Linked DNA regions of Homo sapiens: region 2 is linked to region 1. A link is an interaction called in ENCODE POLR2A ChIA-PET data of the cell type or tissue named here. Cell type or tissue: OCI-LY7. All regions are shown on one strand. Links, peaks and the distances in the headings refer to the core of each region. The heading gives the core; the rest is flanking DNA. Region 1 has its middle 9.1 kb from the start of DTWD2. Region 2 overlaps DMXL1 (Dmx like 1).

Region 1 (14,028 bases), core at 5,152-13,151:
TTTATATGATAAAAACCTCATTACTTTAGGTAACTTGCAATGTTTCTCAACTTTGGTGCTCATCTGGATTACCTAAGGAGTGACAAATTCTGCTTCATTAGGTTTGAGGTAGAACCTAGGACTTCATGAACAATTATGAATGCTCTAGAGAAGCCTTCGAACACCTCAAAGATGGAGAACAATCTGTGGAGTAGAAAACTCAGTAGGTTTGAAGTCAGGAGGCTTGAATTTTTTACCTGGTCGTTTTCCTTTGAGCTTTAACTTTTTCATCTGTAGAAGTAAAATCTTAGATTAGGTCAGCGGTTTTCAATTCAAGCTGCAGGACAGATTTCCCAGGAGTACTAATGCCTGCAAGTTTCCCCCTGATACCATGTTCTAATGTAATTGGCCTGGGGGTTCCTCACGTGATTCTAATGTGAGCCAGGCTGGAGGAGTACTGTGCTACGTAATCTTTAAATGCCTTTCTTGCTTGAAAATTAGATGATTCTAGTAATAGAGTTAATTTTTATTTCATTCAAATAGTTAAATTAAATTCCCAGTAATCAGAATTGGGTTTTACAATTTTAATTATTTAACTCCCAGTAGGAATATTTAATTCAAAATATAAAATTGGCTGGGTGTGGTGACTCATGCCTGTAATCCCAGCACTTTGGGAGACCAAGGCAGGCAGATCACTTGAGGTCAGGAGTTCGAGACCAACCTGGCCAACATGATGAAACCTTGTCTCTACTAAAAATACAAAAATTAGCTGGACATGGTGGTGTGCACCTATAGTCCCAGCTACTCAGGAGGCTGAGGCAGGAGAATGGCTTGAACCCAGGGGAAATTGAGCCACTGCACTCCAGCCTGGGTGACAGAGTGAGACTCTGTCTACAAAAAATACACATATATATATATATAAAATATATATTATATATAAATTTATATTATATGTAATTATAAATTTATATTATATATTTTACATATTTTATATATATATATATACACACCCTGTTATAAAACTGATTGGTGAAACAAACAAATCCAAGCAAATAAAGTGCTTTAAAAAAAAATCCCTGTATTCACCAAGATGGAGAAAAAAAAAAGGAAAAAAAAATCCTTTGCTGCAGTCGGTGCCTATAATTCCCACTAATCAGGAGGTAGAAAGATTGCTTGAGGCCAGGAGTTCTAGTTCAGCCTATGCAACATTCCTCTAAAAAGAAATCCTACAGGCAGAAGACTAAGATTATTTTAAGATTATATATTCTATATGTGGATAAGAAGTAATATAGTGGGTCTTCACATGTGAAAAAGAAGAAATAATAAATATCCAATTTAATTAACCTAGAATTTTAAGAAAATATAAAAGCAACACTGCACAGCCAAAAAATATAAAAATTAGAATAGATCCCTGAGGAAAATCAGGCAGAAAAAGACATTTTTATAGATAGCTAGTGTCAGGAAACTTAAAGAAACAAAAAGACAAGCATTATACCAATGGTATAACTAATAAAGAAACGGTTCAGGACATATTGGTGACAATTTGGGTGAAAGGGTGAAAGGCATGAAGCTGTGAAGGAAGGCCCTGCCCTAAGAAAAACTATCTCAACCTGGAGGTTGAGAGAAAGAAGGAGACCTCTCTATCATCAACGAAGTCATTTAAGAATAACTTATATAAAAATAATCATGATAGTTGTACTTGAGGACCTTGCATTAAATATTAGCATCACTGGACTCACTACTAACTCACATTAAAAAATTAGAAATATGGCTGGGTGTGGTGGCTCATGGCTGTAATCCCAGCACTTTGGGAGGCTGAGGCAGGTGGATTACCTGAGGTCAGGAGTTCGAGACCAGCTTGGACAGCATAGTGAAACCCTGTCTCTACTAAACCCTGTCTCTACTAAAAATACAAAAATTAGCCAGCTGTGGTGGCACACGCCTGTAATCCCAGCTACTTGGGAGGCTGAGGGAGGAGAATGGCTTGAATCTGGGAGGCAGAGGTTGCAGTGAGCTGAGATCATGCCACTGCATTTCCAGCCTGGGCAACAGCAGGCTCCGTCTCAAAAAAGAAAAGAAAAAATTAGAAATACATTATTAAGGAAAGGTCAGCAAGTTAACCAAAGAAGGGAATTAATAGAAACTATCTTCCACTTATATAGCTTGGTATTAAACAGACCATTATTAGATGTTGATGTCTAGTTAACGTTCCATATTCTTCTAAAAATAGTATTTACATGGTCATTGTGTAGAATATCTGTAAGATATAAGAAAAACACACCCAGACCTTTAATCTCAGTATCTTGATAGAAATATTGATTTTTTTGGTAAATATATTTCCATTTTTTTCATATGTAGTTTGTATGAATTTGCAAGCAGGAATTCAGGCGAGCAAATTTATGGTGGGCAGAATTTTGACCCCTGTGATCTTTGTCCTCTGGTATAAAGCCTTATGAATATGTTGCTTCACGGCAAAAGGGAATTCAGTTTGATAACCATTTGATTTTAAAATAGGGAGATTATCCTGGATTATCTGGGTAGAAATGGAAGTGGAAAAGGAAGGCAGAGAGTTGGTTAGAAAGATGTAATGGAAAAAGAGGCAGGAGAGATTCAGAACATGAGAAGGACTCAACCTGCCCCTGCTGGCTTCACAGATGGAGGATGGGGGCCATAAGCCAGAGAACATGGGTTACCTCTAGAAGCTGAGACTAGCCTTTAGCTGACAGCAGGAAAATAACCACCACAATGAACTGAATTCTGCCAACACCTAGATAAGCAAGAAAACAGATTATCCTTTAGAACCTCCAAAAGAATCCAGCCTGCCAACATCTAGATTTTAGTCCTGTGGGATCCATGTCAGATTTCTGACATACAGAGCTGTAAGATAAATAATGTATGTTGGTAGGAGGGGTTGGAGAAAAAAAGTATCTGTTAAAAAGCCACTAAATTGACTACTATGCCTATGGAGTAGCCATTCTCTATTCCTTTACTTTCCTAATAAACTTGCTTCCACTTTATGAATTTGCCTCAAACTCTTCTTTGTGTGAGGTCCAAGAACATTCTCTTGGGGTTTGGATCAGGACCCCTTTCTGGTAACATCTTCCTGATGAATCCCAAAGAAGTGATACTGAGGAGACCCCGGACTCAAAGGAAACAGACTGCAGCACTGATTGGCTGACTCTGGGTAAGTGGTGCTGTACCTGGGTAAAGGATGGGATTGGGTTAGAGGCCCAGCTTAGGGGAGTTAGAGTCTCTCCTAAGACAGAGTGGGTTAAAAGCCCCTCTTAATAAAAGGCAAGGATGCTTGACCAAACTTAGGGTCAAGGCTGAACTTAGGAAGGTTAGAGTCCTCCCTAAGATTTAGGGGGTTAGAGACCACCCTCTCAGTAAAGTCCCTTTTGGTTAAAAATAGATTTGTTATTATGGGAAGTTAACCACTATTCTCTTTGGATTAATCTGCCTTGCATTCTTTGCTGAAGGCTATGGGTGACAGGGTTAGTCATGTACAGGACCGTGGGGCATGGGGAGCTTTTTCATCCCCAAAGGGGGAAACTTTAGAGCTGACGGAGCTGCTGGAAAAGATCCCTCCCCAACTGACAAGTGGCTGCCTGAACTTTTGATTCAGTGTCACTGCATTGGGTGGGTCTTTCTCTGGCCTCCCTGAGCACCTTGCCTTCCCCACCCTGCCTCAGGCAATGCTTTTCTCCCTTTCCTTTCCCTTTCTTATCTTTTCTATTACTCAGGACAAACATCTTGCCCAGAGACCACACACTGAAAAATGTCCTTGTAATCATGTGGCAGTACTTTTGCTTGCTCTCCCCTTTCCAGGGAAAAGGAATTTTAGGGTTCATGTCATAGTCAGCTCTAAAAATTGTCTTGAGCAGTTAAAACCCATTGCAAAGCACAAAATTGGATGCTTTAGGCTCCTTCTGGGAAAAAGCATCAGAAACTGCCCAATGCTGTAGCTTAGTGGCTAAGGCTTTATCTTTTCTTAATGGTGGCCCAGGTTCAGGGTTCAATTCCTTGCTTAGTGAATGAGTCCTTTCTGGTTTGTCTGTGTGACCTTCACTATTTGTTGATTCTCTTCCCCTCCACTAACTGTCTTGAATTTTCCTTTCTCTGAGCACAAAAATATTGGCTGTTTGGCCTGGCTAAAGTCATGTAATAAGAGACTTAAAAAGATTTTTTAAAGAGTACTATGGTTAAAAGTCAGCTTTTTAAAAGTGGATATTCAAGTTTTATGGGACTCCCTGGGAAAAACAGAGGAGGCACCACAGACCCTGTTTTGGGAAAAACCTCTGTTTTCCTCATGAAACCCCTGGAATTGAAAGCAGATAAATCCTTCTCAAAATCTAAAGCTCTGTTGTATTTTGCATTGCCTTATCTAATGGTTTTGACTTTTGGGGTTAGCAGAAATTACTTCACACTATGAGAGAGCTTTGGTTGTAATAACTAGATAGGAAATGTACTTCTGGGGCTGGCTAATGGAAGTTATGGGGAGATAGCTCTTTGCATGTTTGGATTAGAGAAGCATGCCTTTGGCTACCTAAAAGAAATGAAAATGTCCCTACCCGCTACTGAGAGGTAAGACTCTCATGAAAGATGGGCTAATTACAGAATGGGCTGATTGGCTTTGTATTGCTTTGCAATCAAATGCATGGCAAAATCACTGCATTGTCTTATTCCATAGCACTTCTCTTTCTTTGGGATCCAGGATCTGGTAAAAAATGAGACCCTTAATTTTGAGGGATGTTTTGCCTTTCAGCTGTGCCTGCTTATTAGGCCATAGGAACTTCATGCTTTCCTGGCCCTGTTCCTCCAAGGGCTCCACCCTGGAGTCAGTAATTAAAAAAACTGGCAAATGAAAAATCTTAAAATTACTGGATCTTCTTCTGTCTATATTTATATGTGATGTGTGTATGATTTTTATTTTATTTTATTTTTTTTAGTATTTATTGATCATTCTTGGGTGTTTCTGGGAGAGGGGGATTTGGCAGGGTCATAGGACAATAGTGGAGGGAAGGTCAACAGATAAACATGTGAACAAAGGTCTCTGGTTTTCCTAGGCAGAGGGCCCTGCTGCCTTCCTCAGTGTTTGTGTCCCTGGGTACTTGAGATTAGGGAGTGGTGATGACCCTTAACGAGTAGGCTGCCTTCAAGCATCTGTTTAACAAAGCACATCTTGCACCGCCCTTAATCCATTTAACCCTTAGTGGACACAGCACATGTTTCAGAGAGCTGGGGGTAAGGTTATAGATTAACAGCATCCCAAGGCAGAAGAATTTTTCTTAGTACAGAACAAAATGGAGTCTCCTATGTCTACTTCTTTCTACACAGACACAGTAACAATCTGATCTCTCTTTCTTTTCCCCACATTTCCCCCTTTTCTATTCGACAAAACCGCCATTGTCATCATGGCCCGTTCTCAATGAGCTGTTGGGTACACCTCCCAGATGGGGCGGCTGCTGGGCGGAGGGGCTCCTCACTTCCCAGACGGGGTGGCTGCCGGGTGGAGGGGCTCCTCACTTCTCAGACGGGGCGGCTGGTCAGAGACGCTCCTCACCTCCCAGATGGGGTGGCGGCGGGGCAGAGACACTCCTCAGTTCCCAGACAGGGTTGCGGCCGGGCAGAGACGCTCCTCACTTCCTAGACGGGATGACGGCCGGGAAGAGGCGCTCCTCACATCACAGATGATGGGCGGCCAGGCAGAGATGCTCCTCACTTCCTAGACGGGGTGGCGGCCGGGCAGAGGCTGCAATCTCGGCACTTTGGGAGGCCAAGGCAGGCGGCTGGGAGGTGGAGGTTGTAGCGAGCCGAGATCACGCCACTGCACTCCAGTCTGGGCAACATTGAGCACTGAGTGAGCGAGACTCCATCTGCAATCCCGGCACCTCGGGAGGCCGAGGCTGGCAGATCACTCGCAGTCAGGAGCTGGAGACCAGCCTGGCCAACACGGCGAAACCCCGCCTCCACCAAAAAATACGAAAACCAGTCAGGCGTGGCGGCGCGTGCCTGCAATCCCAGGCACTCGGCAGGCTGAGGCAGGAGAATCAGCCAGGGAGGTTGCAGTGAGTCGAGATGGCGGCAGTACAGTCCAGCCTCGGCTCGGCATCAGAGGGAGACCGTGCGGAGAGGGAGGCGGAGGGGGAGGGGGAGGGGGAAAGGGAAAGGGAGAGGGAGAGGGAGATTGTATGATTTTTATTTACTTAGTTTTTCTCCCCGAGATGGAGTCTTGCTGTCACCCATGCTGGAGTGCAGTGGCATGATCTTGGCTTACTGCAACCTCCACCTCCTGGGTTCAAGCAATTCTCCTGCCTCAGCCTCCTGAGTAGCTGGGATTACAAGCACCCGCCATCATACCTGGCTAATATTTGTATCTTTAGTAGAGATGGGGTTTCACCATGTTGGCCAGGCTGGTCTCGAACTCCTGACCTCATGATCCACCTGCCTCGGCCTCCCAAAGTGCTGAGATTACAGGCGTGAGCCACCGCGCCTGGCCGTGTGTGTGATGTTTACATAAGAAAGAGCTTTATTTGTTTTAAAAATAATAAACGCTTAACTCAAATATTTTGTCAGAAAAGTAAAAACTTTAATGCCTTTTAGTTCACATGACTTTAGTAATCTTGGAAATAAAAACAGCTTTACATGCAAGATGTGTAAGGAAAGCGAAATGTGTTTTTTGTAAAAGATTATAAGATGTCATGAGAATGTAGATTTTTTTGTGTGCCTAAACGGTTAAAGGATTGTTTTAAGTTAAGTAGAATAAAGCTGAAGGTTTGAGTAAGTTGTGGAAGATTTGTGAAAAATTAATCTTGTAAAAGAAATTCTATGTGTGAACATATTGGCTAAAGTTAAAAGGGTATTCATTGGAATACCCTTTGGAATATTGGAATAAAGGCATAACAGGTTTTTCTTACAGCACTAATCTGTTCTTTAACAAAAATTTGTAAAGATTTGTAAAAGGTTTATGAGAATCTTACCTTATGATCAGACATAAAAATTGGATAGATTTGTCTATAAAGTTTTATTAAAAATTGGGGTTGACATTAATAGTACACTAACGCAAAGGGTAAAATTTGGTTTTCTCTCTTGAACAAGATTTTCATGTACTATCAAAAAAAAAGAAAGATTTTTGTTTGCCTTTTAAATAAACTATAGGAAAAAGAAAGAAAAGAAAAAAAAAGACACAGATTGTTTAGAAAGCTAAGTCTTCCCTCTTAATGAATAAAGGTTTTTGCCTCTAAAAATATTTTTAAGTCATCATTTTGCCTGAATGAATAACTTATGGTGGCCTGGGATTCTATTTTATGTTATCGTGTTTTAAACCTTTGATGTCTGACAAACTTTCCAAAATCATACTCTAAATTACGTTTTTCTCTGACCTAATTAATCTTTTAGATATTAGGTCCCCTAAAGTTCAAAAGAGACATATTTGGCTTATTTGGTACAAAAATCATGTAGAGCCGGGCATGGTGGCTTACACTGGTAATCCCAGCACTTTGGGGAGCTGAGGCAGATGGATCACCTGGGATCAGCAGTTTGAGATCAGCCTGGCCAACATGGTGAAACCTTGTCTCTACTAAAAACACAAAAATTAGCTGGGCGTGGTGGTATGTGCCTGTAATACCAGCTACTTGGGAGGCTGAGGCAGGAGAATCACTTGAACCCAGGAGGCAGAGGTTGCAGTGAGCTGAGATTGCACCACTGCACTCCAGCCTGGGTGACAGAGTGAGACTCTGACTCAAAAATAGAAATAAAAATAAAAATCATACAGGAAGTGTAGTCAAATATAAAATGGTATTTGGCTTTCTTTGGGCTGTATTTGTATAAATGTAATTGGTGTGTATTCCAAAATCATGTAAACTCATAATTCTAATATGACTTAGTTTTGTTATTAATAGTTATAATTGTTATGTAAAATTGTTGTATGCCAAAGAAGTAACCAAATTTTCTTGTCAATTGTGGCTCTTAATAGTGGCTGACCTAAGACTGTCATCCACAGACAATTGTCTAATTTTGATCCTCTTCAAAAGGTGGTTTATAATCAGCTATAGGACTTTGACAGGTGCTCTTAAGTGCACATTTCTAATAACTTTGGAGATTGTAACATTACAGTAGACGAAAAAAGTTTCAGGACTCGCATGGAGAGCTGAATGTTCATGAATATCAAGCACAACAGGAGTTAATTACATAGACTGAATTAATAGAAGACTGAAGTAATCTTTTTGACTTTTTTGTTTAAAACATTGCTGATCCTTTGTTTTGTGTTTCAGAGCCAAGAAAACTTTCAAGTTACTTACAGCTTTTATCAATTGAGTAAAGTCTATTCCTGTGAACAAAATTTGGAGCATATTTATTTCTCTCTACCTGATTTCTCCAGAATTGGAAATTATTTGTGAGCATTCTCAATTTATGGCAATATAGTTATTTGCATAAGTGCAATAAGTATCTGTTTTCTTTTGTAACGGGACACAATTGGAGACACTGGTTATTTTACCAAGGTTTTGACTGGAATAGCATGCTTTCTTTTAAGGAATCAAATTTGACTTATAAATCCAATAAAAACCCCTTGGGAAACTGGCCTCACCTCATACCCTGTCTACATAGTCCCTGTATAGAGTTCCAGACCTGTGGTAAGTAAAGAATGTCAGTTTTTGACAGGCCCAGAAGCCCCAAATTATCTTGGGATCTCAAGAGAAGAGGAACTTACCCAACTCATAGGTATTTGACAGTACAACCCCATAGCTGGGCTGGGCTTTTAAAAAAGTCTTATCTAAGATTCCTTTGATGGAACAAAAGTTCCATCAAAGCTAATTAAAATAAGCCTATGCGGCAAATAATTATTCCTGCTGCACTTTATACAAATAATCAGGCTAAGTATAATAAGGCAAATTGGTTTTACCATGATTTGTATTTAGTAAAAATGGGAGATTGAAGAGAGAAAAACTATGTTTCAAGAACTATGGTACAGTTATTATTAGATTGTAACCTCATCAGTTGTTTTTGAGGATGTTTTCCCTGCAATTTAGACTGAACACTCATTCCTGTGAACCAGTCAGTGATCTCTGCCTGCTGCTCAAACAAAACAAGGGGGATGGATAATGTAAAAATATAGATCAATATTGTAATTCTGGGCATATATTGGAATCAGGTAGTGACACCATATCAGCTTGGTTTCAAATTGCCCAGTTCATGGAAAGCTTTCTTAACTAGTTTACTTGGGATAGTTTTGTTTTACTGTTGCGGAATATGTTGCTGCTGTACTCTCCGTGTAAGAATTCAGGGTAAGTTTACTCAATGTTATCTTAAATTGGACACCTATTAATCTTCCAGATATCACCTTTTGCAGAGTTATGGATGGCCCTCACCATACTGATGCTTTCTGACTAAGCTCCTCTCTACCCCAAATACAAGAGACCCTAGTAGTTAGGCAGGAATATCATCACCCCTATTCAGCCTGAAGAAGCTACAGAAGATGGATCTTTGTCCCTCTAAAACCCTTAGCATTAAGGGTTCTCGTATGAAAGGAAGGTGGGAAATATGTCAGAGGCGTTTGAACCAGAGCAATTCCATCTTGAATAGGAGCTGGGTAAAATAAGGCTGAGACTTACTGAGCTGAATTCCCAGGAGGTTAGGCATTCTAAGTCACAGGATGAGACAGGAAGTCAGCACAAGGTACAGGTCATAAAGATGTGATAAAGAAGCTGGCCAATCGCATCAAAACCAATATGGCCAAGAAAGTGACCTCTGGTCGTCCTCAGCACTCATTATATGCTAATTATAATGCATTAGTATGCTAAAAGACACTCCCATCAGCACCATGACAGTTTGCAAATGCCAAGGCAACATCAGGAAGTAATCCTGTGTGGTCTGAGAAGGGGAGGAGCCCTCAGTTCTGGAAATTGCCCACCCCTTTCCTGGAAAACTCATAAATAATCCACCCCTTGTTTAACATATAATCAAGAAATAACTATAAATATTATTGGTGCACTAAACCAGGAAGAAGCTGAATCCCTGAATAGACAAATTAACAGGCTCTGAAACTGAGGCAATAATTAATAGCCTACCAACCAAAAAAAGTCCAGGAACAGATGGATTTGCAGCCAAAGTCTACCAGAGGTACAAGGAGGAGCTGGTACCATTCCTTCTGAAACGATTCCAATTGATAGAAAAAGAGGGAATCCTCCCTAACTCATTTTATGAGGCCAGCATCATCCTGATACCAAAGCCTGGCAGAGACACAACAAAAAAAGAGAATTTTAGACCAATATCCCTGATGAACATTGATGCAAAAATCCTCAATAAAATACTGGCAAACTGAATCCAGCAGCACATCAAAAAGCTTATCCACCATGATCAAGTGGGCTTCATCCCTGGGATGCAAGGCTTGTTCAACATACGAAAATCAATAAATGTAATCCATCATATAAACAGAACCAAAGACAAAAACCACATGATTATCTCAATAGATGCAGAAAAGGCCTTTGACAAAATTCAACAGCTCTTCATGCTAAAAACTCTCAATAAACTAGGTATTGATGGGACGTATCTCAAAATAATAAGAGGTATTTATGACAAACCCACAGCCAATATCATACTGAATGGGCAAAAACTAGAAGCATTCCCTTTGAAAAACTGGCACAAGACAGGGATGCCCTCTCTCACCACTCCTATTCAACATAGTGTTGGAAGTTCTGGCCAGGGCAATTAGGCAGGAGAAAGAAATAAAGGGTATTGAATTAGGAAAAGAGGAAGTCAAATTGTCCCTGTTTGCAGATGACATGATTGTATATTTAGAAAACCCCATCATCTCAGCCCAAAATCTCCTTAAGCTGATAAGCAACTTCAGCAAAGTCTCAGGATACAAAATCAATGTGCAAAAATCACAAGCGTTCCTATACATCAATAACAGACAAACAGAGAGCCAAATCATGAGTGAACTCCCATTCACAATTGCTTCAAAGAGAATAAAATACCTAGAAATCCAACTTACAAGGGATGTGAAGGACCTCTTCAAGGAGAACTACAAACCACTGCTCAATGAAATAAAAGAGGACAAAAACAAATGGAAGAACATTCCATGTTCATGGATAGGAAGAATCAATATCGTGAAAATGGCCATACTGCCCAAGGTAATTTACAGATTCAATGCCATCCCCATCAAGCTACAAATGACTTTCTTCACAGAATTGGAAAAAACTACTTTAAAGTTCATATGGAACCAAAAAAGAGCCCACATTGCCAAGACAATCCTAAGCAAAAAGAACAAAGCTGGAGGCATCATGCTACCTGAGTTCAAACTATATTACAAAGCTACAGTAACCAAAACAGCATGGTACTGGTACCAAAACAGAGATATAGACCAATGGAACAGAACAGAGTCCTCAGAAATAATACCACACATCTACAACCATCTGACCTTTGACAAACCTGACAAAAACAAGCAATGGGGAAAGGATTCCCTATTTAATAAATGGTGCTGGGAAAACTGGCTAGCCATATGTAGAAAGCTGAAACTGGATCTCTTCCTTACACCTTATACAAAAATTAATTCAAGATGGATTAAAGACTTAAACGTTAGACCTAAAACCATAAAAACCCTAGAAGAAAACCTAGGCAATACCATTCAGGACATAGGCATGGGCAAGGACTTCATGTCTAAAACACCAAAAGCAATGGCAACAAAAGCCAAAATTGATAAATGGGATCTAATTAAACTAAAGAGCTTCTGCACAGCAAAAGGAACTACCAGCAGAGTGAACAGGCAACCTACAGAATGGGAGAAAATTTCTGCAATCTACCCATCTGATAAAGGGCTAGTATCCAGAATCTACAAAGAGCTTAAACAAATTTACAAGAAAAAAATCAAACAACCCCATCAAAAAGTGGGCAAAGGATATGAACAGACACTTCTCAAAAGAAGACATTTATGCAGCCAAAAAACACATGAAAAAATGCTCATCATCACTGGCCATCAGAGAAATGGAAATCAAAACCACAATGAGATACCATCTCACATCAGTTAGAATAGCAATCATTAAAAAGTCAGGAAACAACTGGTGCTGGAGAGGATGTGGAGAAACAGGAACACTTTTACACTGTTGGTGGGACTGTAAACTAGTTCAACCACTGTGGAAGACAGTGTGGCTATTCCTCAAGGATCTAGAACTAGAAATACCATTTCACCCAGCCATCCCATTACTGGGTATATACCCAGAGGATTATAAATCATGCTGCTATAAAGACACATGCACACATATGTTTATTGCGGCACTATTCACATTAGCAAAGACTTGGAACCAACCCAAATGCCCATCAATGATAGACTGGATTAAGAAAATGTGGCACATATACACCATGGAATACTATGCAGCCATAAAAAAGGATGAGTTCATATCCTTTGTAGGGACATGGGTGAAGCTGGAAACCATCATTCTCAACAAACTATCGCAAGGACAGAAAACCAAACACTGCATGTTCTCACTCACAGGTGGGAATTGAACAATGAGAACACTTGGACACAGGAAGGGGAACATCACACACCAGGGCCTGTTGTGGGGTGAGGGGAGCGGGGAGGGATAGCATTAGGAGATAGACCTAATGTAAATGACGAGTTGATGGGTGCAGCACACCAACATGGCACATGTATACATATGTAACAAACCTGCATGTCGTGCACATGTACCCTAGAACTTAAAGTATAATAATAATTAAAAAAAAAAAAAGTATCCTTGATGAAGTAGCCTAAGCTGCTGCTCTGCCTGTGGAGTAGCCATTTGTTATTCTTTTGCTTGCCTAATAAACTTGGTTTTCACTTAAAAGAAAAATAAGTGGCCAGGCGCGGTGGCTCAGTCCTGTAATCCCAGCACTTTGGGAGGCCGAGGCGGGTGGATCACCTGAGGTCCGGAGTTCAAGACCAGCCTGATCAACACAGTAAAACCCTGTCTCTACTAAAAATACAGAACTGGGCCGGGCGCGGTGGCTCACGCCTGTAATCCCAGCACTTTGGGAGGCCGAGGCGGGTGGATCATGAGGTCAGGAGATCGAGACCATCCTGGCTAACAAGGTGAAACCCCGTCTCTACTAAAAATACAAAAAATTAGCCGGGCGCGGTGGCGGGCGCCTGTAGTCCCAGCTACTCGGGAGGCTGAGGCAGGAGAATGGCGTGAACCCGGGAAGCGGAGCTTGCAGTGAGCCGAGATTGCGCCACTGCAGTCCGCAGTCCGACCTGGGCAACAGAGCGAGACTCCGTCTCAAAAAAAAAAAAAAAAAAAAAAAAAAAAGAACTGGCCTGACATGGTGGCACGCAGCCTGTAGTCCCAGCTACTCGGGAGGCTGAGGCAGAATTGCTTGAACCCGGGAGGCGGAGGTCGCAGTGAGCCCAGATCACGCCACTACTCTCCAGCCTGGGCGGCAGAGCGAGACTCCATCTCAAAAAAAAAAAAAAAAACAAAGGAAAAAGCCACTAAATTTGTGGTTATTAGTTCCACAGTGATAGAAAATGAATATAGCAAAAAATACCATGTTTTTATTTCATTTAAATCAAATCTTATACAATGCTGAATCCTCATACTGCAGGCCTGGCAGGATATTCAATCCCTTACATTACTGAGGCCCTTTCCTCTACCAGTAACAGGATCTCCTTTTCCCACAACACCAGGCGTGGACCTAAGATTGTCCTCAGTCTTTACTACCCAAACTCCTCTGAGGCAAAGGAGCATAAAAGTCTGGTTTTCTACCTGAAGTTGGGAGATAAACAAAACATACATTAACACCTCAATACATTATCTTGACACTAGTAAGTTGTCTGTATCCCATAAAGGATATTTTACTTCCCTTTCTGGTGTCTTGGCACTTCCCAGAAGCTGAGTCACTGATGGTCTGATACCTGGGTCTGCCCCAAGGTGGTAACCTCACCTGCATGTTTCCTCAGGCGTCTGAAGGTCATTGTTCACAAACCTGGATATTGGGTGAATTTCTTGCTTCCTATAGAGGAAAATGGCTCTCCTTTCTCAACTCTGTGTCTTGCCTGGATGGAAGCTTTCTTTG
Region 2 (16,264 bases), core at 3,238-11,237, 150 kb before region 1:
TTCTTTCCACAGATTTTCTGTGCAAGACTGGTCATGGATCGAGTCAGAGTTTTCTTTGGAGGATGTAACCCAGAACTGGAGTTACTCTGTTTTATTAAACTTGTTATAGATGGAGTGCTCCCACTGTACGAATCTGTTATAACAGGTTCTTGTTTAGAAGATGGTTGCCATTGGCAATACACATGCATTTCACAGTCCATTCCTACCACAAGGATGCCATCCCGGACCCACGATAAAGAAACAGGAAAAGGTGGGGAGCCATCTACAGAAGAAACTAGGTCCACACTTCGTAATAGTACAAATTTAGAAAGGGGCACAACTTTGGTACTCTCCCAGAGAGGAAATGCCAGGGTTTCCTTACCAGTTTGGTCTTGTACCTTGCCAGCCAGGGGTCCATACATAAAAAGTTTTGATCCAATTCCTACAGTCAGGATATGAGAACCGTCTTCTCTAGACATCCAATCTAAGTGAACTAAATGCTTTGTGTTTGATGTGATATTCTCTTTACTAGATAAATACATGTCTTGTTTATTATAGGCCACTAAATTGCTATCAACACTAATGCCAGAATCCAATACTGTGCTTAACTCATCTAAATGAATTGTCTGCTCAAGGACCCAACATGAACCTCCTGTTGACTCACATTCAAAAATACTTACATGCATCACAAAGTCCTGGGAAGATCTACTATTAGATGCAGGCTGCTTATAAGCTACTGCTAAACGATTTGTATGTGCACAGCTAACTTCTACAGGCCTACCAGGTACAGTTATACTACTATTGCTCTGAAGTCCATCTTCAATAAGTAATGGCCATTCTTCCCAAATGTATGCAAGATCAATTTTTCCATTCTTTGACGTGGCAGATTCTCCATCTGTTACTCTGCATCTCCAGAATCTTACTTTCTCATCTGAACATGAAGTTGCCAATAAATAAGGAGCACTGCATGCAGGATATATAGAAGATGAACTCAGATGTCCTAAAATAAAAATAATCCGTTAACAAAATGTCAAATTTGGTTAAATACTTCTGTTTTTATGTACTTACGATTTTAGTCTTTTGTATTAACTACTATAAATATGAACAAAATCAAAGGGGCATCTTGGCTGTATGTTTTTTAAACTGCATAATAGACAGCCTATATTTATTTAAGTTAAAAAGGGGCAGCAAGAATAGTAAGAAAGAGGCTTTTAATGACATCAGAAAGGTATATAAAAAGAAAGTATCACCAAAACCTAGAGTTGAAAGGGAACTCTGAGATAATTTACTTCAATTCTTGAAGGTTAAACATCTTGGGCCTAAATCAAACAACTTAGGCATAGGCAGAATTTAATTCTAGTTAATCCCGAATTTGTTTCACAGCTCTTTGCTAGTTTTATACATTATAAATCTAATTTTAAAGGTATCAATGCATTTTTTTAAATTTGTCAACACTCACTGGCTCCTTCTCTTTCACATTTTTCAATATAAATGTGAATGGCCTATGTTTACTTAAGTACTGAATGGTCACTTTACAGGGCCCTTCATGATTGAGGTATATTTGCCATAACAAATGCTGAGAAGATTCCTAACTACAACTTAACATTTGCTTAGACTTAAAGTAATCATGCACTATTAGTTTCCTAAAACATAAGCCTTAATTTGTATTTTTGATTAGTATTCTTGATACTCCAGAACAGTGGTTCTTGACCTTTTGCAAGCATAAGAATCACTTTAAAGGTTTGTAAGTCCAGGCCACTGGGCCCCATCCCAGAGTCTGAGATTCAGTAACCCTGGGTGGCCCAAGAAATGGAGTGGCCAATTTCTAACAAGTTTCCAGGACGCTGATGCTGCTGGCCTGGGGACACTTTGAAAACCACTGCTCTGGAATAAGGATAATAAATATATAGCAGAAACCACACAATCAGAATCATGGCTCCAGGCAGCTATTGCCAATACCATCAAAGTCTGCAAATAAAGTACAACTTAGTTACCATCTCCGCTCCAGAAACTGTCCCTTTGTCTTCCCAAAAAGACAAAGAAAATTTGTTTTAGAAATCAATATTTAAGACTAGAACTGGCTGATAAATGTCAGAGTAATCTGAAAACATAATGAGAACTATAAGTCTTCAATTTAGGGTACTTGAATATATTATTTCCATTTCTAGTTCTGTGTGGATTTAAGAGATAGTTGCAGCACCTATTTTTAAATACCTGGTAAATACTCATGTGTTACAAAATTAGTCTCTTTTCATAAAATTTACAAACCTGCTGATGGCTTAATACTTATTATCTCAACTCCTTCTGGTAAATGCAATTCTTGGCTATAAACCATTTCTGAAAACAGAGTCAACCTGCTGGTACTCTGGAGATTTGCTCTGCAAGCCTGATACTTTTGTGAAAAAGGAGATAGGATCTTCTCTGGAGAAGAAGAATAATGTTCTTCTGGCTGCCAAACCGCTTCGGATAATTTTGTATCTACTTTTTCATCTACAAAACATAAGAAAAGAACCAAAAACTGAGGCAGGGGAACCCTATAAATATTACGATTGTTACATTTTACAATCCAAAACTGCCTTGTAAAAGATAAAATAGTAAACATATTAATATGATTCTTCACAGAAAGAAAATAAGAAAAGCTTTTTGAATTAATTGAATAATCTACAGTTATCACCATTTAATGAGAATGGCTTTAAGAAATATGTCCCAAATTATCTAATTTTGTGTAATTTGTTAACTTACACCTATTAAAGTTGCACAAACACACACACAAAAGACTCACCTAATGAGACAGGAATTGACTTTAGATGTAAATTCCACATGTGTAACAGTGAACGGTTGTCTTGAGTGCATTCTATTACAATTAGGTAGAACTTCTCAGAAAATCCATTAGGTGAGCTGCCTGTTGGTATTAATGATATTTTTCACTGTTACTATGTGTAAAAGAGACAACTTGCTAAACATGCCAAGTTAAAATAATTGGACTTTAAAAAAAGAAGATTAAAAACTTTTACCTAAGGCTTCAAACACAAGTGGTATTATAAAATATATTCAAATCCTTTACCACATGAATTTGTATTAACTTAAAATTTTTACAATAATATGTATGCTATTTCATGTTTGAATTGATAGGTTTACAGTCATCATCATCAAATTGTTCACAAAGATTAAACCATAAGAAGTAGGAAATTTCTAAACAGATAGGAACTATGTAATATGTACTTCAACTCAACATATCATGATGAAATGGTGGTGCCAAACATTTTTCAAATGAATAAGTTCTATAATGGATGACTTCATGATATTTATCCAATGGCCAAACCATAAGTTTTCATTATAAAACATATCATTCAAGAAAATTTGTCTTCTCCCAAATTGCATAAACAGCACACGAGTTGCTCAAAATAAACATATCTTTTTAAAATACATCAGAAAAATCAATGATTTATTATTGCCTGAAAAACCTTTTTAACAATAGATTTTAATCCAAGTTTTCTTCATTATAATCTATTATTCACTATGTGCACAATTAGGTAAACGAAAATTACATTATAAAAACAAAATAAATCGTAGAACATGTAAAACATGAGAAAGCAGGTATTATTAGAGCACAAAGACTTTGCCCTTTTATAAATTTGCATAGCAAAAAAATTAAAAAAGGTAACCATAAATGTTTTAAATCATCTTGTATTGAGAGACTAAATGAAAAGGTAACTTTGGTAATGTATTCTAAGTTAGGCATCCAAAATACAGAAATTAAGAGAAAAGGATAAAGATTATAACAAAAGTAAACAGAATAGAAATCAATCCTAGTTTTGATAATTTCACTAACAACAAAAAATGCTCCAATAATGAAAATATTTGTAAAACATTTTTCTTCTTCATAATAGAGCAAAAGATATGAAACCATTAACTCCTTAGGTATTTTCTAGGAAACTCTAATAATGAACATAATAGTTTTTGGGTAAAAGTAAAAATTTCCTGAATATTTTAAGAAAAATCTTAGCCTTAAAGAGAATTAAAATACATTAAAAATTGAAGAATCCGAAAAAAGCAAATGCTAGAATACAAGAAGAACACAGAAAAACTCAACCTTATTATGCAAAGGAGAGTAACTTCTTTTAAAAGTTTTAAAGAGACTTAAATTGTTAACAATATTAACATGTTCATTAATATTTTAATATGAAAAGGATAGTTTTGTTTATACAATAAATAATCTTATCTCTTACGCCTGATATCTTTAATCCCCATTTTTAGCATACTTCCAACATGTTCAGAGTTTTAAAAAACACATAAAGTGTATTTGCACAGCTCATTAACTCAGAGAAAACTGATAGAAGACTAAAAGCAATGGTAAGAAATTAGATGTCAACATAAAAGTGCAGAACTCTAAGGAGTACTTCTCATAAAAGAAAAATGGAAAAGGTGGCAGAAAGACATGATGTAAAAGAGAAGAAAAAAGTCTGAACAAATGGAGAAGATATTTAACATATGAATCTTGATAACTTCTTTGTGCAACAGGCACATACTGTATAATTGATTTATAAGATTGTGATATTCAAGAATGCCATTTTTGAGTTTGGTTTGGCTCTGTAATCGCAAGTGATGACCAAGAGACTGTAGCTTTATTTTACTCAGTGTGCCTTCATGTAAAGTGTTGATGAGAGGAGTTTAACATTTTAAAAACTTTTATTATAAAAGCATTAATTAAGACAATTAGTTTTTAAATTAAGGACCTTCTAGCTTGAAGTTTTAAGCTACTTCTTTAAATTATAAATTTTCAAAAGGCAGGAGGTCCATAATATCCAAATGGATGGGTAGGACCCCATCCATGCAAAAAGCTCTCATATGTTAATAATAAAGCATTTCTATTATGCAGTTTAAAAAACATACAACCAAGATGCCCCTTTAATTTTGTTCGTATTTATTACCTGGTTAAGAATAAAAAGATACTCATATTTATGATAAATATTTAATAAACAAACCTACCCCAATTTTTACTTCAAATAGACAATGTAAAGCATTTTACCAATTCATCTTTATTAACTGCCTAACATACTGTACATAGTATTTCTCATTCCATAAATAATTCTTCCTTACCTGCATTAGATAAAATGCTGTCTTTGCCAAGGCTTTTCTTCTCAAGGTTATTCAAAATGAAGTCTTCTTCAAAAACATGAAGCAGTTGGGTTTTTCTGCCATGCTGAATATAAATAAATATCAACGTAAGTTGACCTATGTGTTATTTACCTAATGCTAAATAGCCAGAAAAATAATACTTCATAATGAGATATTTAAAGGCAGAATAAGAAGTCAAAAGTTCAGCAGAACGTAAGCGTATGGCACCTCCATTAGATTAAACAGATGAATATAAAAATTTAGGTCAAGATGATTTGCTTTCATTACAATGAGTCTTTATAAGTAAGAAATAATATCCACCAATGTTTTTTATTTAGCCACAAATTGGAACCTAGTTTTCTTTTCAGTGATTTTCAATAACCATGGATGAGGAACCTAACACCACTTTATTAAATCTAATGGTAATATGATAATATTTCTAATATGTTTGAGTCAAAGTTTGAAAATTTATTTGGCTGTGAATATAGTAATGAGGATAATTTGTTTTCTAGTTTGAAGTCTAGGAAGTAAAATATACAATAATATGTTATCTATTATGTGATGAGTTAATTACTGAATCTACCTGTAAATATATAGCAAATTTTCAAATTACATTAATATATAGATTTTATGCAAAATGCTTTCATAAACTTTTTTTTAATATACCTCCCCCCCAAAATTAATACTTACAAGTTTGGTAATGGGATCTAATGCAATAATGCATCCTGGCCTGGCTGTTGATTGTTGACTGACGATGTTAAAGACTTCACCAACATATTTCTGTTTTTTTTAAAAAAATTTATAATTTACTAAACAATTCATATGCAAATAAGAGTAAATAACAAAATTTCAAGCATAACAGATAAATAACAATAAAATTCAAGTGGGCCTAAATATAGTCCCTTTCAACTATAAAAATTCTAGGTCTTTAGTCTTTATAGGAATTAACAAACGAATGAAAAAGCATTACAGCTCAGTTGGTACAGAGAAAAATAAAAGTAATGCTTGATAACTGTTAAGGAAAAAAATTACATCCATAAATGTGAAAAATTGATTTCAATCTCCTAGAAATGTTCTAATAATTAGTGCTTTTTAAACATTAATTTTGAGATAGGAAGGATAGAGCTAAAGAAACAAGATTACATACTATTCAAATATGCTGATCTCTTGAGCCATTCATGTCCTGACTGCTTTAGTCAAGGTCACACTGCTAAATTCAGTGGTCTATTTTCAAATCTTTATCAGACTTCCTTTATCAGCAGTATCTGATCTTGGTAATCATTCCTTCTTCCTCCTTGAAATATTTTTTTTCTTTTGCCTTCCATTATACACCACATTCACCCTTGTATTTCCACCCTACTTTTAACCGAGCATTCCAGCATTCAATCTTTAATTTTTTTTAACTTTCATTGTAGGTTTGGGAGTACGTGTGCTAAACTCATGTCACAGGGCTTTGTTGTACAGATTATTTCATCATCCAGGTACTAAGCCCAGTACCCGAGAGTTATTTTTTCTGGTCCTCTCCCTCCTCCCAACTTCCAACATGAAGAAGTCCCCAGTGTCTGTTTTTCCATTCTTTGGGTTCATGAGTTCTCATTATTTAGCTCCCACTTGTAAGTGAGAACATGCAGTATCTGGTTTTCTATTCCTGTTAGTTTGCTAAGGATAATGGCCTCCTTAAAGAATGGCCTCCATAAAGAAGTTGCTTTATGAATGCCAGCTCCACCCATGTTCCTGCAAATTACATCATTTCATTCTTTTTTATGGCTGCACAGTATTCCATCATGTGTATGTACCACATTTTCTTAATCCAATCTGTCACTCATGGGCATTTGGGTTGATTCTATGTCTTTGCTATTGTGAATAATGCTGCAATGAACATTTGCCTGCATGTGCCCTTACCACAGAATGATTTATACTCCTCTAGGTACATAGCCAGTAATGGGATTGCTGGGTCAAAAGGCAGTTTTGTTTTTAGCTCTTTGAGGAATCACAGTACTGCTTTCCACAACGGTTGAATTAATTTACACTCCCATCAACACTGTGTAAGTGTTCCCTTTTCACTGCAACCTCATCAGCATCTTTTTTTTTTTTTTTTTTTTTACTTTTTAATAATAGCCATTCTGACTGGTGTGAGATGGTGCCACATTGCGGTTTTTATCTGCATTTCTCTAATGATCAGTGATTGAGCTTTTTATCATGTTTGTTGCCACACGTATGTCTTCTTTTGAAAAGTGCTCATGTCCTTTACTCACTTTTTGATGGAGCTGTTTTTCTCTTGTAAATTTAAGTTCCTTACAGATGTTGGATATTCAGACCTTTCTCAGATGCATAGTTTGCAAATATTTTCTCCTATTCTGTAGGTTGTCTATTTACTCTGTTATGATTGCTTTTGATGTCTTTGTCATGAAATCACTGCCCATTCCTATGTCCAGAATGGTATCGCCTAGATTGTCTTCCAGGGTTTTTAGAGTTTTAGGTTTTACATTTAAGTCTTTAATCCATTTTGAGTTGATTTCTGTATATGATGTAAGGAAGGGATCCAGTTTCAATTTTCTACATATGGCTAGCCAATTCTGCCAGCATCATTTATTAATGGAATCCTTTCCCCATTGCTTGTTTTTGTCAGGTTTGTCAAAGATCAGACAGTTGTAGGTGTGTGGTCTTATATCTGGATTCTCTATTGTGTTCCATTGGTCAATGTGCCTGTTTTTGTACCACTACTATGCTGTTTTGGCTACTGTATCCCTGCAGTATAGTTTGAAGTCGGGTAACATGATACCTCAAAGCTCTGTTCTTTTTTTTACGATTGCCTTGGCTACACAGCCTCTTATTTTGGTTCCATATGACTTTTAAAATAGGTTTCTCTAGTTCTGTGAACAATGTTGTTGGTAGTTTGATAGGAATAGCATTGAATCTGTAAATTTTTGGGCCATACTTTGGGCAGTATGGTCATTTTAATGATATTGATTCTTTCTATCCATCAACATAGGATGTTTTTCCCATGTGTTTGTGTCTTCTCTGATTTATCTGAGCAATGTTTTGTAATTCTCATTGTAGAGATCTTCCACCCCCCTGGATAGCTGTATTCCTAGGTATTTTATTCTTTTTGTGGCAGTTGGGAATGGGACTGTCTTCCTGAATTGGTTCTCAGATTAGCTGTTGTTGGTGTATAGGAATGCTAGTCATTTCTTCTACATTAATTTTTGTATCCTGAAACTTTACTGAAGCTGTTTATCAGATCTAGGAGCTTTTGGGCCAAGACATAGGGTTATCTAGATATAGAAACATGTCATGTACAAACAGTGATAGTTTTACTTCCTCTCTTCCTATTTAGATGCCTTTTATTCCTCTTTCCTGATTGCTGTGGCCAGCACTTCCAATAATATGCTGAATAGGAGTGGCAAGACAGGGCATCCTTTCCTTGTGTCAGTTTTCAGGGGGAATGCTTCCAGCTTTTGCCCATTCAGTATGATGTTGGCTGAGAGTCTGTCAAAGATAGCTCTTATTATTCTGAGGTATGTTCCTTCAACACCTAGTTTATTGAGAGTTTTTAACATGAAGGAATGTTGAATTTTATCAAAAACCTTTTCTGCATCTATCAAAAAAATTATGTGTTTTTTGTCTTCAGTTCTCCTTATGTGATAAATCACATTTAATTTTCATATGTTGAACAAAACTTGCATCCCGGGAATTAAGCCTACTTGATCACTGTGAACTAGCTTTTTAATGTGCTGCTGGATTTGGCTTGCCAGTATTTTGTCAAGGATTTTTGCATTGATATTCATAGAGGATATTGGGCTAAAGTTTTCTTTTTGTGTGTGTGTGTCTGCCAGGTTTTGGTATCAGGATAATGCTGGCCTCAAAAAATTAGTTGGGGAGGAGTCCCTCCTCCTCAATTTTTTGGAATAGTTTCAGTAGGAATGGTACCAGCTCTTCTTTGTGCATCTGGTGTAATTCAGCTATGAATCCCTCAGATCCTGGGTTTTTCGGTTGGTAGGCTATTTATTACTGACTCAATTTCGGAGCTCGTATTAGTCTGTTTAGGGAATCAATTTCTTCCTGGTTCAGTCTTAGGAGGGGGTATATGTCCAGGAATTTATCCATCCCTTGTAGGTTTTGTAGTCTGTGTGCACAGAGGTGTTCGTAGTAGTTTCTGATTATTGTTTTTATTTCTGTAGAGTCAGTGGTTAACATTCCCTTGGTAATTTCTAATTGGGTTTATTTGGATTTTCTATTGGCTTAGTTAGCAACGTACTTATCTTATTAATCTTTTCAAACAGCCATTTCCTGGAATTGCTGATCTTTTGAATGGTATTTTGTGTTTCGATTTCCTTCAGTTCATCTCTGATTTTGATTATTGCTTATCTTCTGCTAGCTTTGGGGTTGATTTGTTTTTCCTTCTCTAGTTCTTTCAGTAGTGATGTTAGGTTATTAGTTTGAGATCTTTCTGACTTTTTGATGTGGGCATTTAGTACTATAAATTTCCATCTTAACACTGCCTTAGTTGTGTCCCAGAGATTCTGGCATGTTATATCTTTATTCCCATTACTTTCAGAGAACTTCTTGGTTTCTGTCTTAATTTCACTATTTACCCAAAAGTCATTCAGGAGCATGTTTTTAATATCCATGTAATTGACTGGTTTAAGCTATTTTTTAAATCCTGACTTCTATTTTTATTGCACTGTGGTCCAACAGTGTGTTTGGTATGATTTTGGTTCTTCTGCATTTGCTGAGGATTGTTTTATGTCCAATTATGTGGTCCAATTTAGAGTATGTGACGTGGCAATGAGAGGAATATATATTCTGTTGTTTTGGGTGGAGAGTTCTGCAGCAGTCTGTCAGATACATTTGGTCCAATGTTGAGTTCAGGTCCGGAATATCTCTGTTACTCTTCTGCCTCGATGAGCTGTCTAATACTGACATTGAAGTGTTGAAGGCTCCCACTATTATTGTGTGGGAGTCTATGTCTCTTTGTAGGTTTCTAAGAAGTTGTTTTATGAATCTGGGTGCTCCTGTGTTGGTTGCATATATATTTACCATAGTTAGGTCTTCTTGTTGAATTGAACCCTTTACCATTGTGTAATGCCCTTCTTTGTCTTTTTCTAATCTTTGTTGGTTCAGAGTCTGCTTTGTCTGAAATCAGGATGGCAACCCGGCTTCTTTCTGATTTCCATTTACTTGGTAGATTTTTCTCCATCCCTTTATTTTGAGCCTATGGGTGTCATTACATGTGAGAGGGGTCTCTTGAAGACCACATACCATTGTTTTTTTAAATCCAGTGTGCCACTCTATACCTTTTACGTGGGGCATTAAGCCTGTTTACATTCAAGGTTAGCACTGACATGTGTGGATCTGATTGTGTTATTATGTTGTTAGCTGGTTACTATGCTGGCTTGTGTGGTTGCTTTATAGTGTTACTGGTCTGTGTATATTTAAGTGTGTTTTTATATTAGGTGGTAGTGATCTTTCCATTCAATATTTACTACTCCCTTCAAGACCTCTTGTAAGGCAAACTCCCTCAACATTGGTTTATCTAAAAAGGATCTTATTTCTTCTTCACTTCGGAAGCTTAGTTTGACTAGATATGAAATTCTTGGTTGAAGACTTTTTTTTCTTTAAGGATGTTGAATATAGGTCCCCAGTCTCTTCTGGAGAAATATGGAACACTTCATGAATTTGCATGTCATCCTTGCACAGGAGCCATGCTCATCTTCTCAGTATTATTCCAATTTCAGTTTATGTGCTGCTGAAGTGAGCACACATTCAATCTATTACTTCTTAAGATGGTGTCTCTCTCTGTCACCCAAGGCTGGAGTGCAGTCGTGTCATCTTGGCTCACTGCAACCTCTGCCTCCCAGTTTCAAGTGATTCTCCTGCCTCAGCCTCCCAGGTAGCTGAGACTACAGGTTCCTGCCACCACATCTGGCTAATTTTTATATTTTTAATAGATGGGGTTTCACCATGTTGGCCAAGCTGGTCTCAAACTTCTGACCTCAAGTGATCCACCTGCCACGGCCTCCAAAAGTGCTGGGACTACAGGCATGAGCCATCGTTCCTGGCTTAACACTTCTGTTTTCTAACTATAGTCTCACCCTTGGCAATCTCATTCACTTCCACAACTTCAAATTTATATGCTGACAACTACTGTATATTTTCAGGCCAGACCTCTCTCTGAACTCCAGATACTAACCTACTATGTCTTTTGGATGTCAAACAGGCATCTCAAAATTAATATGACCAAAGCCAGACTCTTGAATTTCCCTGCCCCTCAAAACCTGCTACTTCTACATTCTTCCACATCTCAATTCACAGCAATTCTGTTCTTCCTAATATTCAATCACAAACCTTGGGAGTCCTCTTTTTTTCTCACACATACCGCATCCAGTCCATTCATAGCTATTCAATGTTCTAAACAACATCTTGAATTTGGCCATTTTTATCATCTCTGCCATTACCACTTGCTATATTCTAAGCTCCTTTTTTCCCTCTCCTGGACTACTGTAATTGGTTCCTAAATTGGTCTCTCTGGATCTACTTCCGCATCCCACGTCTAATCTATATAGCCACCAGAGGAATCATTTAAAACCTAAATCATTTCATACCTCTTCTATAGTTTCCATGTTATTCAGAGTAAAACCTGAAGTTACCACAATGGCCTATCAGGCTTCATATGACCTGGCCAGGCTAACTTTCCGACTTTATCCCTGACTATTTTCCACCTCACATGCTCTGCTCCAGCCACAGTGGCCTTTTTGCTGTTCCTTTACATACTGTATTAGTCCATTTTCATACTGCTATAAATAAATACCTGAGACTGGGTAATTTTAACAGACTCACAGTTCTGCATGGCAGGGGAGCCCTCAGGAAACTTACAATCATGGCGGAAGATGAAGGAGAAGCAAGCACCTTCTTCACAAGGTGGCAGGAAAGAAAGCATGCAGGGGAAACTGACACTTTTTAAACCATCAGATCTTGTGAGAACTTGCTCACTATAATGCAAACAGCATAAGGGAAATGGCCACCATGTTCCTATCACCTCCCACCAGGTGCCTCCCTTGATATGTGGCAATTATAATTCGAAATGAGATTTGGGTGAGCACACAGCAATAAACCATATCAATCCACCCAAGCCCCTCCCAAATCCCCTTTTCACATTTCAAAACCAATCATGCCTTCCCAATAGTTCCCCAAAGTCTTAACTCCTTACAGCATTAACCCAAAAGTCCAAGTCCAAAGTATCATCTGAGACAAGGGAACTCCCTTCTGCCTATGAGCCTGTAAAATCAAAAGCAAGTTGGTTACTTCCAAGATACAATGCGAGCACAGGCATTGGGTAAATGTTCTGTTCCAAATAGAAGAAACTGGCCAAAACAAAGGGGCCATAAGCCCCATGCAAGTCTGAAACCTGGCCAGGCAGTCATTAAATCTTAAGCTCCAAAATCTCCTTTGACTACATGTCTTGCATCCAGGGCACATTGACACAGGTGTGGGTTCCCACGGCCTTGGGAAACTCTGCCCCTGTGGCTCTGCAGGGTACAGTGCCTGTGGCTGCTTTCACAGGCTAGTGTTGAGTGCTTATGGCTTTTCCAGGCACATGGTGCAAACTGTCAGTGGATCTACCTTTTTGGGGTCTGGAGGATGATGGTGGTCCTCTTCTCCCAGTTCCATGAGGCCCCAGTGGGGACTCTGTGGGACGCTCCAACTCCACTTTCTCCCTCTGCATTGCCCTAGTAGAAGTTTTCCATGAGGGCTTCGCCCCTGCCGCAGACCTCTGCCTGAACATCCAGGTGTTTCCATACATCCTCTGAAATCTAGGTGGTTGCTGCCAAGCCTCAACTCTCATCTTCTGCATACCCACAGGCCCAATACCATGTGGCAGCTGCCAAGGCTTGGGGCTTGCACTCTCTGAAGCAACAGCCGCAGCTGTACCACGGCCCCTTTTAGCCATGGCTGGAGCTAGAGCAGCTGGGAGGCAGGGCACTGAATCCCAAGGCTGCACAGAGCAGCTGGGCCCTGGGCCTGGCCCATGAAACCATTTTCCCGCTTAGGCCTCTGGACCTCTGATGGGAGGGGCTGCCATGAAGATCTTTGACATGTCCCAGAGACATTTTCCCCATTGCCTTGGCTATTAACATTCAGCTCCTGGTTACTTATGCAAATTTCTGTAGCCCTTGAATTCTTCTCCAGGAATGAGTTTTTCTTTTCTACCACATGGTCAGGCTGCATATTTTCTAAACCTTTATGCTCTGCTTCCCTTTTAAACGTAAGTTAACATAAATTTCAATTTCAAACCATCTCTTTGTAAACACATATAACTGAATGCATTCAGAATAAGCCAGGTGACCTCTTGAATGCTTTGCTGCTTAGAAATTTCTTCTGCCAGATAACCTAAATCATCTCTCAAGTTCAAAGTTCCACAGATCTCTAGAGCAGGGCCAAAATGCAACCAGTCTCTTTGCTAAAGCATTAACATGAGTGATCTTTGCTCCAGATCCCAGTAAGTTCGTCATCTCCATCAGAGACTACCTCAGCCGGGACTTCATTGTCCGTATCACTATCAGCATTTTGGTCAAAACCATTCAACAAGTCTCTAGGAAGTTCCAAACTTTCCCACATCTTCCTGTCTTCTTCTGAGCCCTCCAAACTATTCCAACCTCTGCCTGTTACCCAGTTCCAACACCGCTTCCACATTTTGGGTTATCCTTATAGCAGTGCCCCACTCCTGGTACCAATTATCTGTAGTAGGCTGTTTTTACACTCTATGAAGAAATACCTGAGACTGGGTAATTTATAAATAAGTTTAATTGATTCATAATTCTACATGGCTCAGGAGGCCTCAGGACTTACAATCATGGCAGAAGGCAAAGGAGAAGCAAGCACCTTCTTCACAGGTGTCAGGAGACGGCACGTGCACAGGGGAAACTGCCACTTTTAAGATCATCAGATCTTGTGAGAACTCCCTCACTATCATGAGAACAGGATGGGAGAACTGCCCCCATGATCCAATCACCTCCCACCAGGTCCCTCCCTCAACACGTGGGAAGTATAATTCAAGATGAGATTTGGGTGGGACACAGAGCCAAACCTTATCACATACCAAACATGCTCCGGCCTTGGGATCTCTGAACTGGCTGTCCGTTTTCCCAAATCACATTCTCTTTAATAAATATCTACGTATCTAGTTCCCACATCTCCTTCAGATCTTTAATCAAATAGTACTTTTTCTGTGAAATTTTCCCTGACCAGCAACTTACTTGGCAATTCCTAATTCTTCTGCAACACTGTTTCTATCCATAGTATTTTTAATTAATATATTTTTATCTGTTTTCTTCCTATCTCCCTTCACCCGAATATAAGCTCTATGATACAAATTTTTACCTGTTTTCTTCACATCTAAATTCCCATTACTTAAAAATGCCTGATAAATAGAAGACCCCCCCCAAAATATATACATTTCTACTGTAATACTATATACATGCTTTGGAAAACCTTGTGTTCTGCAAAATTATGCATTAAAATTAACTTACAGAAAAAAACAGGATTGGAACAGATCACTGACATTTATGCAACTCTGTAAGCCGAGCATTAACAAATACATTAATTGGTAGTCAGGGAGATGGCTTGAATCTCCTAAATAGAAAGCTTGGTACAGCCGAAGGCTGCCTCTGGGGATACCAAAAGAAAAATCGCCAAAACCAGAAAAGTGGAAACGCTTGCTTGTTGGATGTCCCAAGACAATGCAGTTAGAAGGTTGTTATTAGGTGGGTATGAGAACAAATGTGGCCTGTCATAAGGCAAAAGCCTTACAACAATACTGAAAGAACTCTTGTCTGAACTGTAACCAAGCTAAGGGCTCTTTCTTTTCATGTTTAAGATTAAAATTCTATTCCTGTTGTTCCAGCTCCTCCTGCCTATAAAATAATTGCAGGGGGGCCGATATAACTTCTACATTATACTGTCAGTAGTCCTCATTTATCTATGAGTAAAGAAGTGTTACAGAAACATATTACAGGAGATGAGACTCTACTTTCTTTCAAAGAGTGAAAGAAATGGTTTCCTTTTAAAGGAGCTTTAAATCATTACAAGAGTACAAATGTGAAAAAATAAAACAAAGATACAAATGCTTATTACAAATTATAGGTCACAATTGTAGAACATGCCCAATAAATATAAACTATCTGAAAACATAATATTATATACTTAAGCTGTTTTAAAAGACATTACTTACAGAAATTTCAGGGTTAGAAAGCTCAGATAAAAGTTTCTTAGCATCAATAACTGCTTCATATAATCTCAGATATTGTCCATCACTGGCTACAAAGCATGCACTAGGAGAGTTGCAGTATGCACCTAGAAAGTATTTACAAATATTAAAATTTCACCCTTTGATGATAATGTCAGCAAATCTAAATTACTGTAATAAAAACCAGAATACTTACCCAGACAATAACTGGGTATAAGAGTGGGCAGCCATGCCACATTGGAAAAGGCAGAAACATGAAGAGAATTAATCCGGGCAAGCTCAGAAACTCCTCCAGAAAAAGACAATGGCCCAACTGGGTCAACCCTCCACAGAATAAGCTCACTGTAAACTGCACTGGGATCCTGAAATGCCACGTCAACAGTGCTTTTATTTTGTTGTGTCAAAGAGCATTCTTCAATATTTAGAGCATCAAAAGGTTGCTCTGGGTTATCAACATCTGGTGTCCTTAATGCATTATGGTGTGATGTTGTCAGCAATAATGGTAATACTGAGTGGCAAGCTAAATCATTAAGATGAAAACGATGACCACAATATCTGGATTTGTGGGAAATACTGAGAACAGTAGAAAAAGCAGATTCCTCGGCAAAACTGACCAGCCACTGATTCAGAGAACCATCAGCATGTTTTGATATCATCATAACATTAGGCGTAAAAATACTTAATTTTAAACTATTAGATGATTTATTGTGACCAGAAGAAATAAGCATTGATGTGGAACGGGTGAGGCCAGAAGGTTTTTGTTTCCCCTGCTGAATAGCCAAGTCAACATTCTTGGTACAGGCATACATCATTATGCTTTTACAGAGAGAGTTTGCATCACCTGTGGGGAAAGCTACTGGAATTCTGGAAACAAAGGACACCTAGAATCAAGAAAGCAAGTGTTAGAACATATAAAATTAT

What was found. ChIA-PET counts read pairs that join two places held together with the same protein. Peaks named below come from ENCODE experiments on the same cell type or tissue, not always from the same donor. Only the 100,000 strongest peaks of a DNase experiment are listed, where the experiment ranks them.
Region 2: POLR2A ChIA-PET joins it to region 1 with 12 read pairs; 4 of 35 experiments call an interaction of 5 or more read pairs at or near these places.

The regions. Positions count from the first base shown.
Region 1 is chr5:118,990,598-119,004,625 of GRCh38, reverse strand. It overlaps a transcript of DMXL1-DT not described here. Among named protein-coding and RNA genes, the nearest start is that of DTWD2, 9.1 kb to the right of the region's middle. In OCI-LY7, for the core only: no CTCF peak of the experiment used is centred there; a DNase peak (open chromatin) is centred at 8,355.
Region 2 is chr5:119,133,454-119,149,717 of GRCh38, reverse strand. It overlaps DMXL1 (Dmx like 1), which reads right to left. Exons shown (of 44, transcript NM_001290321.3): 12 at 15,540-16,224; 13 at 15,329-15,450; 14 at 5,788-5,877; 15 at 5,080-5,182; 16 at 2,762-2,881; 17 at 2,248-2,469; 18 at 1-979. It also overlaps the pseudogene RNU6-701P. Among named protein-coding and RNA genes, the nearest start is that of MIR5706, 13 kb to the left of the region's middle. In OCI-LY7, for the core only: no CTCF peak of the experiment used is centred there; no DNase peak of the experiment used is centred there.